Linked DNA regions of Homo sapiens: region 2 is linked to region 1. Evidence: read pairs that join two places in POLR2A ChIA-PET (ENCODE). Cell type or tissue: PC-3. All regions are shown on one strand. Each heading gives the region's core, and the rest is flanking DNA. Links, peaks and the distances in the headings are about the cores only. Region 1 overlaps LOC339166 (a long non-coding RNA gene). Region 2 has its middle 120 kb from the start of WSCD1.

Region 1 (5,380 bases), core at 184-5,183:
AGATCTGTTGGAAAGACAAAGCATGACACACAAAAGCGATGAGAAGTGGCCACTCCCAGAGGACAAGTGCTCACTCTCTCCGCAGTGGCCTCTCAATATTCACACCATCGCTGTGCTCACTCAGACACCACTTCCTTCATTTATTTTCCACACATATGGTGGAAGGAAGGGGCTGTGCTCATTAAAAGGAGGAAGGAAAGGAAGAGAAATGGTCTATCCTTTCAAAGAGCATTCAGCCCTGCTGGGGAACATCTGGGTCAGACAGTGGAATATGTGGATGAATCAAACTATTCAGATGCTTAGTGTTGTATAGATAACTTATCTAGAGCATTAACTAAACTTTCCCTTCCTCTTCTAGATGATTGGTCTTTGTAGACATAACTCCAAGCCTTAACCGTCTCACTGGAAAGAGGATGACTTCAAGATGCAGAATAGCGGAATGGTCCTTTGACCATCCTGGAAACCACCGAAACTGGATTCCATCTTGACCCTCCCAATAATCATCCGTGTGGTCCTGAGTAAGTTAGTATCTCTGAGCTTTGCAGTTTCCAGATGGAAAATCGGGGCATCATCACTATTTATTTTAAAGATTGATGTGAGGATTCCCTCAAGAAGCTGCTACTTAAATGAGACGATATCTGAAAAGCACATAGATTAAGTGTAGAAGCTGCGATTATTTAGACAGCAATATGATTTGGGTTTCCTGTCTGCACTGTGGCCTTTAGATGCTGAGGAAGGTGGCCATCTTGCAATTTCAAAGTGAGATCAGCCTTCCCAAGAGGAGACGGGCCATTGCATTGGTCTACTCACAGTTCTGGAGGCTGAAGCTCTAAGATCAGGCTGCCAGCATGGTGGTTGTTTGTTTGTTTGTGACGGAGTCTTGCTCTGTTGCCCAGGCTGGAGTGCAATAGTATAATCTCGGCTCACTGCAACCTCTGCCTCCCAGGGTTCAAGCGATTCTCCTGCCTCAGCCTTCTGAATAGCCAGGATTATAGGCACACGCCACCGTGCCCAGCTAATTTTTGCATTTTTAGTAGAGCTGGGCTTTCACTATGTTGCCCAGGCTGGTCTTGAACTCCTGACCTCAGGTGATCGACCCACTTCGGCCTCCCAAAGTGTTGGGATTACAGGCCACCGTGCCCGGCCAGTGGGTGTCTAATAAGGCCTCTCTTCCTGGCTTGCAGATCACTGCCGAATCACTGTGGCTTCCATGGCCCCTTTGTGCAGGTGAGTGATAGGGAGAGTTCATCAGAGTCTCTCTCTCTCTTTTTTTTTTTTTTTTTTTTTTTAAGAGACGGAGTCTCTGTCACCCAGGCTGGAGTCTGGAATGCAGTGGTGCGATATGGGCTCACTGCAAGCTCTGCCTCCGGGGTTCATGCCATTCTCCTGCCTCAGCCTCCCAAGTAGCTGGGACTACAGGTGCCTGCCACCATGCCCAGCTAATTTTTGTATTTTTAGTAGAGATGGGGTTTCACCGTGTTGGCCAGAATGGTCTCGATCTCCTGACCTCTTGATCCACCCCCCCTCAGCCTCCCAAAGTGCTGGGATTACAGACGTGAGCCACCACACCTGACCTCCAGTGTCTCTTCTTATAAGGACACTAATCCTACCAGATCAGGACCCCTCCCTTATATCTCCTTTAGCCTTAATTACTTCTTTAGAGGTCCCATCTCCATAAACAGCCACACTGGGAGTTAGAGCTTCAATGTATGAATTTGGGGAGGGGACCAAAAGGTTCAGTCCATAACTCCTCGTCTGAGCTTGATGGTGGGATTAGCTGAGCCCAGAAGGCTGCCTGCCCCACCTTTACTCTTTCCCCCGTGATCATTCTGGAAAACAAGACCTGTCTCACTGCGGAGAGACACGCAATATTGAAATTGCTCCCCTAATCTTTATGCGATTGCCTTCTCCCTGATAGAAATATTGCCTCTTGCTGAGTATTTATTGTCCATTTCTCGCCAAAGTATTGACTTTATGTAACAGTTTGATATACATCAAATCCTTTACGGATTTAATAAACTCCTCTGGTCAGCCTTCTGTTGTGAACACAATGAGATTTATGGTCGTCTTGGTGTAAAACCCTTTTTCCTTGAAATTTTCTACTTCCAGATATCAAAAGATAAGAAGGGAAGCATTTATCATCTTGGAAATCTTACCCCATGTCTGCCTACTGGGTATTAGTCAGAAATGACTAGTGGTTAAAGGACTCAAATATGACAAATACTTGACTGCTGAACAGCTGAGGCTGGGAGAAGAGCAGGATCTTAACCAAAAAAAAAAAAAAAAAAAAATTCTTCCCCTTCTCTTCAGAAAGGATTTTTCTTTGCAATTAATCACGAGAGCATGTGGGACAGAGAGCAGCCTGATTTGAGTTGGAAGCATAACCTTGGTAGGACTTGACTAAGAGGTTAACAAGTTGAGTCAATTAGGGACCCACTTAGCAAGTGCATATTTCATGCCAGGTGAGCACCGGACACCTGCGGGCAGAAGCCATGGTGCTGGATGGTGTGGGCGCAGGGAGGGCGGAGGGCACCTGTGTGTGTCAACTGACTCTTCCTCTGGGTGCCTCCAGCTCCCTCTGTCTCACTCCAGGTACCTAATCACCTGCTTATATCTCTTTTAGACTGAACTTAACCACAGCAAGAGCAGCCCCACCAATCCCTTTAGCTTAGCCCCTAGAGAAAGCAATACAGCTGGAGTGTTGACCAAGGGAATAAAGAAATGAATGAACAGGCTGGACGCGGTGGCTCACGCCTGTAATCCCAGCACTTTGGGAGGCCGAGACGGGTGGATCACCTGAGGTCGAGAGTTCGAGACCAGCCTGACCAACATGGGGAAACCCCGTCTCTACTAAAAATACAAAATTAGCCAGGTATGGTGGTGCATGCCTGTAATCCCAGCTACTCGGGAGGCTGAGGCAGGAGAATCTCTTGAACCAGGGAGGCGGAGGTAGCGGTGAGCCAAGATCGCATCATTGCACTCCAGCCTGGCGACAGAGCAAGATTCCATCTCAAAAAAAAAAGAAATGAATGATGAATGAACAAATGAATGAATCTGACCTAGACCAAAAAGGTCAAGGCAGGAAGAGGAAGGCCATCTAAAAAGCTTCTGAAATATATTGGTATTTCTAATTCTCCTTGATCTCCAAAGAAAGTTTCTGGAAGGAAACATTATCTTAACGAGTAGTTAGAGATGATCAAGAGGGAGAAGCCTCTTAAACGTTCTCGGTGCTTCTCTGAAGAACTTATGGGAAAGCGGAGAAGAAATAGAAAAGAGATTTATTGAGTCTCAAAGCCTCCTGTTAAAATTAAATGCGGTGAGAAAAGTGGGTTTCCACATTTAATTGTCTTTCTCACAGTAACTGTGTGTCAGTCTTTTCTAAGAGCCTATTAATTCTGTAATTTAGTGCGGCTAGAGCAGAGAGATCGACGGAGCTAGCGTGGGGTGTTTTTTCCTCTCATTGACTAGCTGTCATCTGGCATGAATGTTAGAGTGGCTTTCTCCTTGAACACTCTAAATACCCCCAAATTAAAAAGTTTTTACAGTCAGTTTAATAATTAAAAAAAAAACTGCTTGCACATCAGTTAGCAGAAATGGGGTCCATGACACCATATGTTGTGATTTTAATTACAGCTAAAAATAACCAGGCTGGCTGGAAGGGCCCTGTGGAAGCCAAGCCCTGGACAGAGAGATGACTCAAGTGGCTCTACTGTGTGTTGGGAGGTGCTTTCAAATAAAAAAGTGATTTATTAATGTGGCCCCCAAACCCACTGAGCAATGCAAGTGTGTACGTTTGATAAATGGCCGGGTTTGCCACGCACCAGCTATCTCCCCTGTCAAAGGCGTTGCTGCAGACGCTGGCTTGTCCTGTGTTTAATTAGGACCTCCAGCAGGACAGGCTTCTTTAGAGAAGGGGTGCTCAGAAGCCCAGGGTCTTCCCCAGGCACTGGCTGCCGGCAGGCGGGGTTTCTGTGACACAGCAGGATCTGGAAGCAGGTGAGACTCAGGGAACGTGGATAGCCATTTTCCCACTTGCCAAGGTCTCTCCTGTGCCTTGATCCCATTCTCCCCACAATAACTCAAGTGCAGCACAGATCCAGTGAGGGGGAAATAGCACACGTCTGCAGAGAAACACAGCCAGCTCTGCCTCGACCACTGTCTTTCTGGACATTCCCGATTCCTTTTTATGTAAGGCGTGAGATAAGAATCTAGAATGTATTTCATTCTAAATAGGTAACAAATGGCCCTACATCTTTTTTGAATGCCTTGATTTAGATTACCTGTTTTATTATAGAGAAAATTTCCTTACAGACTTGAGTCTGTTCATTTCTGTGTTCTGTTCCATGGACTCGTTGGTCCATTCATGTGACAATGTATTTTCATTATTTTTGCAGCTTCATAATTATTTTTGTAAATTTATAGTACAGTGATAAAGAGCCAATGTTATGGCACTTCCATGCATTAAAAAAATTTGGTGAGGCCGGGCACGGTGGCTCACGCCTGTAATCCCAGCACTTTGGGAGGCCGAGGGGGGCAGATCACCTGAGGTCGGGAGTTTAAGACCAGCCTGGCCAACATGGCGAAAACCTGTCTCTACTAAAAAACAAAAAAAATACAACAATTAGCCAGGCGTGGTGGCATGCACCTGTTGTAATCCCAGCTACTAGAGAGGTTGAGGCAGGAGAATTGCTTGAATCCGGGAGGCAGAGGTTGCAGTGAGCCAAGATTGTGCTACTGCACTCGAGCCTGGGCAACAGAATGAGATTCTGTCTCAAAATAAAAAAAAAATTAAACAATTTTAAAAAAAAGACAGAAAGAAAAAGAAAAATTTGGTGAAAAAATAATGGAGGGGAGAATCAAGAGAAAGATAAACAGAAAATACCCAAGAGGAGCTGTTTCCTGGGCATGAGGGGAGGCAAAGAGATGGGATCCGGAAGGAACATGCCGTGACCTCAACAGTACTGGTCTTGTCTTGGTGATAAGTTAGGAGCCAACTCACAGGTCTATGTCTTATTATTATATATTATTATGAGTTATAATAAATATTATATATATTCTTTTGTATACGCTGATTATTTCATTTTAACACAGAATAATAATGAGAAAGAGTTTCTGATGCAAGATGGTGGAAAAAGACAAAGCAAAAACCCTACTTTCAGCCAGGCGCAGTGGCTCACGCCTGTAATCCCAGCACTTTGAGAGGCTGAGGCAGGTGGATCACCTGAGGTCAGGAGTTCAAGACCAGCTTGGCCAACATGGCAAAACCCTGTCTCTACTAAAAATATAAAATTTAGCCGGGTATGGTGGCACGTGCCTGTAATCCCAGCTACTCAGGAGGCTGAGGCAGAAGAATGGCTTCAACCCAGGAAGCGGAGGTTAC
Region 2 (5,380 bases), core at 288-5,287, 82 kb before region 1:
CTCAAAAAAAAAGAAAGAAATAGGAAGTTATTATAATGAAAGGAGGTAATATAGTTTAAAACGAGACTAAATTCAGCCACTTGTAACTTCTAAAAGATAATGGAATAATAAAGCTCCATGCTGTTCTCTTCCACTAGAGTCTGTGATAGTAGAGACACTAATGAGCCTTAGATAATAAACGGAAGCTAAGTAGAAGGTAGAGAGTTACATTTTGTGCATGATAAAGTGGGAGAGGAGAACTGGATTTAGAGAAGGGGTAGTGCCCACGCAAGGAGACTTGAGAAAGCAGAAGTTGAGATATGCATGAAGCCAAGTGATGATACTGTAGGCTTCATCTGCCAACCCCATGCTCTCAACAAAATACGCTACATTCACCATACCTTGCATGTGGAGGTGCTTTTTGAGGAGTGAAGAAATTCTGGAAAAGGCACTGAACTTCATGTTTTATCAGTGTTAAGCAGAAGAAAGAGGACAGGAACAGGAGGTGAGATGGCAATGAGACTGGGTTCCCAATTGGAATGGGAATTTGGATCCCAATGGGACCTTGAGAAAATAAGATACTCCACCACACCCACAAAGAGAAATGCATAACAATGGAGAAGTTGGGCCCAATCCTTCTGCAATCCACCCCCAGCCTCAGAGAAGAGAGCCCTCAGGTATGATGTGGGTCACTCAAGAAACACTGTGCTTTTGCAGGAAAGTAGCCCAGGGTGCATGGGGTCCCAGTTGTCCCAAGCCAGGGATGTGTATCTGGTGACCTCAGGATCTCTGGTCAAGCAAGCTGCCTAGTCATTGTTCAGCCCACATTAAGCCTCCCCAAAGAGAGGATTTGATTGGATCTGCTAGGCATCACTCAGCATGGAGAAAAATTGATGTCACATCACATCAAGAAGACCTAGATTCCTCCTGTCTCACCCTTGTGCAGCTGCTTCTAACTTATGCACCTATCCTCATATGATTCCCACCAGCTGGGGAGATCAGGCTTACTCTCATTAACTGGTCTATTATTGAGCTTGGGTAACTAGAAGGGGTTTGTGAGGTGGTGGGGTAGTTGGGGCTATAAAACTCCATGGACAATCCCAGCAGGTTGAAGGACAACCATAAAAGTGGGGAAAGAATTCCAGCCGGCAGCACAGCACCTGGTATATAAATTAGACCTTGTCACTCCCCTGCTTAAAACCTTCCAATGACATCTCAGTACAATTAGAAGAAAATCCACACTCTTCACCATGATCTGCCAGCCCCTGTCACCCCTTTGGCTTCACCCCCCTTTTTTTTTTTTGCGACGAAATTTCGCTCTTTGTTCCCCAGGCTGGAGTGCAGTGGCGCAATCTCAGCTCACTGCAACCTCTGCCTCCAGGGTTCAAGAAATTCTCCTGTCTCGGCCTCCCAAGCAACTGAGATTAGAGGCACATGCCACCACACCCAGCTAATTTTTTCTATTTTTAGTAGAGACAGGGTGGTTTCCTCTTATTGGTCAGGCTGGTCTCGAACTCCTGACCTCAGGTGATCCAGCCACCTTGGCCTCCCAAAGTGCTGGGATTACAGGCAGGAGCCACTGCACCCAGCCAGCTTCACCCCTTTTACCCTCCTCTTACTCTAGTGAGGTTTCTCAGAGATATCAACATCATGCCCACCCAATGCCCTTGCATTTGATGGTCACTCTGCCAAGAAAAATCTTCACCCAGACTTTTGCATAACCAATCCATTGAACAAGCACAGTATGTAAGATGTGATCAAGATGCAACTTAATTTTTTGATAACCATGCACCTTTAAAATATATTCAGATTGGGCGAGGTAACTCATGCCTGTAATCCCAGCCCTTTGAGAGGTCAAGGCAGGCAGATCACCTGAGGTCAGGAGTTCGAGACCAACCTGGCCAACATAGTGAAACCCCGTCTTTACTAAAAAATACAAAAATTAGCCAAGCGTGGAGGCGCATGCCTGTAATCCCAGCTACTTGGGAGGCTGAGGCAGGAGAATCACTTGAACCCAGGAGGTGGAGGTTGCAGTGAGCCAAGATCACACTGTTGTACTCCAGCCTGGGCAACAAGAGTGAAACTTTGTCTCAAAAAAAAAAAAACCATGTATTCAGTAGTGGTCATCCTCACCCATCCCTGGATAGAAACTCATACTAAACTTCTCTGTGTACTCTCAGGCAAGGGACAGTCCTATGGTCATTTTCCATCATAAAACACTATTAGATTCAATCATATGAATGTGTCCAGCCCAATCTATTAATTAGTGCTTCAATCTCTACTCAAAGACTTCTCCCTTTCCTTCATACCTAGACTTGTGTCTGGAGCCCCTGTCTTTGAGGACGGGACATAGTCATCTCCAACTCTCTCTCTGCTCTCCTCTCTTCCTCCCCCTACTTGCTAGCCGCTGTTTCAAACCCTGCTAGAGTGAAAATTGTGGTGGCGGGAGGAGTAAGGAGTAAAACAGCTTTTTATGAGCTGGGTGGCTTGCCGCCATCTGAGCCTGGCAGTTAATTAGAGCTAACTTTCACCTGCAGGTGTGTTTATGCATTATTTGGAGCCCCATCCCCATCTAGGGTCCTCTTATCTGAAGCACTCATGCCCCCAAGCAATACAACCAGGTTGCTCCCATGCCAGGAGTACCCCACTTCATTGAAAGTACCCTCCACCCCACATAGATTATTAGAGTTGGAGTCCCCTCCCTCTCCAAAGGCAGTCCTCTGAGCCAGGACTTTAAAATTATATTTTGAATGCAACCACTTCTCCCATCTCCATGCCTACACTTTGAGTTCAAGCCAGCATCATCTCTTGCCTGGTGTGGTAGGCAGAATTCTAATATGGCTTCTGAGATTCCTGCCCCCAGTGTGCACACTCCCCCTCCATGTGAGTGTGGGTGGGATCTGTGGCTGATAGAGATCCCCAGACTCAGATGAGAGTCTGACACCTTGACCACCTTGGTCAAGCTGACACCTTGACCAAAGCATTGTGAGACCTGAAGCATAGGTCCCAGCTGGGCCACATCCAGACTCCTGAGCCATGGACACCGTGAGATCATAAACATAGGTTGTTTTATGCCGCTAAATGTGTGGTGATTTATTATGTGGCAATATAAAAACTGTACACTTGGATTATTGTAAAGGTCATGTAATTCTCATCCTGCTCTGCTCTTGCCCTTCTTGAGTTTATTGTCAACTCATAAATGATCCAAATTCAGCAGTCCTCTCCAAGCTCTGCCACAAAAACCTCCCGACCCCTGGCCTTACCCCAACCCTCATAACCCTATATCCCATCACTCTATTTGTTATATTATCTGAAATTACCTCTGCTCACAAATGTAACTGAAAGACCAAGACTATTGATGGGAAGCAGTGGAGCTAGTGGATGTAAATCTACCCTCTCAGCAACCCTTCTCCAAGCTTCTAGATTCTGGCAATGCCACTTCGTCCCATTTGTTTCTCCAGCAGTAGGGAGGTCACTGCTTCCTGCAGTTACTGATCTCCAGGCTACCTCCCTTTTTGCTTTTTTCAATTTTTCCATATGCATGTAACCAACTTCCTACATTAAATCTCCTCTGTTTGAAATACCTACTGTTCTGATTCAAGTAGCAAAGACAGAAAAAAAAAATAAGAATGAAATACCTATTGTGGATTCTGTTTTCTCGACCAACTCACTCCTCTTCCTGAGTGAGCTTGACTGAGTCTCAGTTCCTTGAAATCCAAAGGTCTTTGACAATAACAGAGAGGAGTTGTGACTTGTCTACAGATATTAATACATTGCAGCAGATATTTGAACCCAGGTCAGCCTCCCCGGTACACCACCCTGGGATCGTATAGACAAAAAAAAAAAAAAAAAAAAAAGTTTGTAGAACGAATGAACAAATGAATGAACATGGTAACAGCAATAAACACTCTGTACTCTAACTCCTTGCTCTTGGACAAAAACTGGATTAACCCTTTGCTGCCTGCAGAACTTTAAATTACCTATCCTTCAGCAAAACACCCAGAGATTAGGCTCTTGTCCAAATGCCTCTCACATCGCATTCTGCAATTTCCTCTGAATAAAGTGATTGTGCTATCCTTTTACAGGGGAAGATTAGTCTTCTCAGTCGGGTGACAGGAGCCAAATGGGAGGTGAAGCATTCTGCCTTCTCTCCACCATCTGTTAACACAACCCCAAGCCACCCTCGGGTTTGCGCCGTCCCCGCTTGGCTTGTTCTGAACAGGGCTGCCGATGCCTTGATTGCTTTTCTTTCAGTGTGTGAATACTCACTTTCTGAGTGCCTCCCGTATTCCCACTTACTCCTCCTGTCTCTTTAGAGGAAGCATCCAATATAATATGCATCTGCTGGCTGAACTCCAGTCCAGGAAGGACCGTGGCAAGGAGAGGCAACCAGAATCAGCATCAGGGTGGTTTTTCATATTCAGGATTCTTTGTTCCTTATTACTTTGTGGGCTTCTTTCCATATGTTATCCTCACTCTGGAATGTCACAAATATAAGGCCCATTGGGATTGAGTTGACTTCAACAAGACCACCCTTTATTGCTGCAAAAATATGACCTGACAAATTCAACATACATCGTTTTGGAAACTCAGAAGCAACATAAATATGATCATGGAACTGGAACAGGGTCCAACATCCAAAACAAACACTTCCTTCTGGATCTGCTCAGAAGAGAAGGGTGCAGGGGAGGAGAGTGACCTACCCCTGCCCACAACACCTGCACTATCTCACTTATGTATTTCCTGATAAAGGTGAAATGGATGTCATGGTCCATAGTAATCACCTCTTTTCAAATCATTTTACACAACTGACATGACAAGAGCCAAAAGAGTCAGGAAATGCAATCCTTTCTGATGTCTGCACAGAAGATTAACCACCTCAAAGAAATTAGGAAAGTGTCTTCATAACAGTGACTTGAAGACACTGCTCTTCAGTATGTTAATGAAAAATCCATTGATGTTTGGCATTTATCAGGTGTCAAAAATTAAATTTAGCTGTCCCGTGATTTTCATTAGTGTTAACCCAGTTAAGCCAGCAGGTAGCTGCCATGATTCAAGCAGACACCTTCATCTGCATATATTTTCTTGGCTAACATGCAGAGAAAGGTGTGAGTGGTATGTAAGAACTTCATGAGAAGGCAGTGTTTGAACTGGACTTTGAAGGAATTTGACAACAGTTCAAAGGGGAGAAGCTCATTCCAGAAAGAATGAACAGAACATGCAAAGGGGCTGAGGCTTAAAAGAAGAAGACACATTCCCAGAATAGCAAATAGTCCAGTTTGCCTGGAGAGTGATGAGGAGATGAGAAGGGAGAGGCACGCAGGGGCCTGGTGGTGAAGGATCTCAAAGCCAGAGTTGAAATCATCTTAACAGAAATTGGGAGTTATTAAAAGCTTTGGGG

The links. ChIA-PET counts read pairs that join two places held together with the same protein. Peaks named below come from ENCODE experiments on the same cell type or tissue, not always from the same donor. Only the 100,000 strongest peaks of a DNase experiment are listed, where the experiment ranks them.
Region 2: POLR2A ChIA-PET joins it to region 1 with 5 read pairs; 2 of 35 experiments call an interaction of 5 or more read pairs at or near these places.

The regions. Positions count from the first base shown.
Region 1 is chr17:5,867,591-5,872,970 of GRCh38, reverse strand. The region is part of intron 2 of LOC339166 (a long non-coding RNA gene); the gene reads right to left. Among named protein-coding and RNA genes, the nearest start is that of WSCD1, 200 kb to the left of the region's middle. In PC-3, for the core only: no CTCF peak of the experiment used is centred there; a DNase peak (open chromatin) is centred at 2,210; H3K27ac peaks cover 929 bases.
Region 2 is chr17:5,949,795-5,955,174 of GRCh38, reverse strand. No RefSeq gene overlaps it. Among named protein-coding and RNA genes, the nearest start is that of WSCD1, 120 kb to the left of the region's middle. In PC-3, for the core only: no CTCF peak of the experiment used is centred there; no DNase peak of the experiment used is centred there.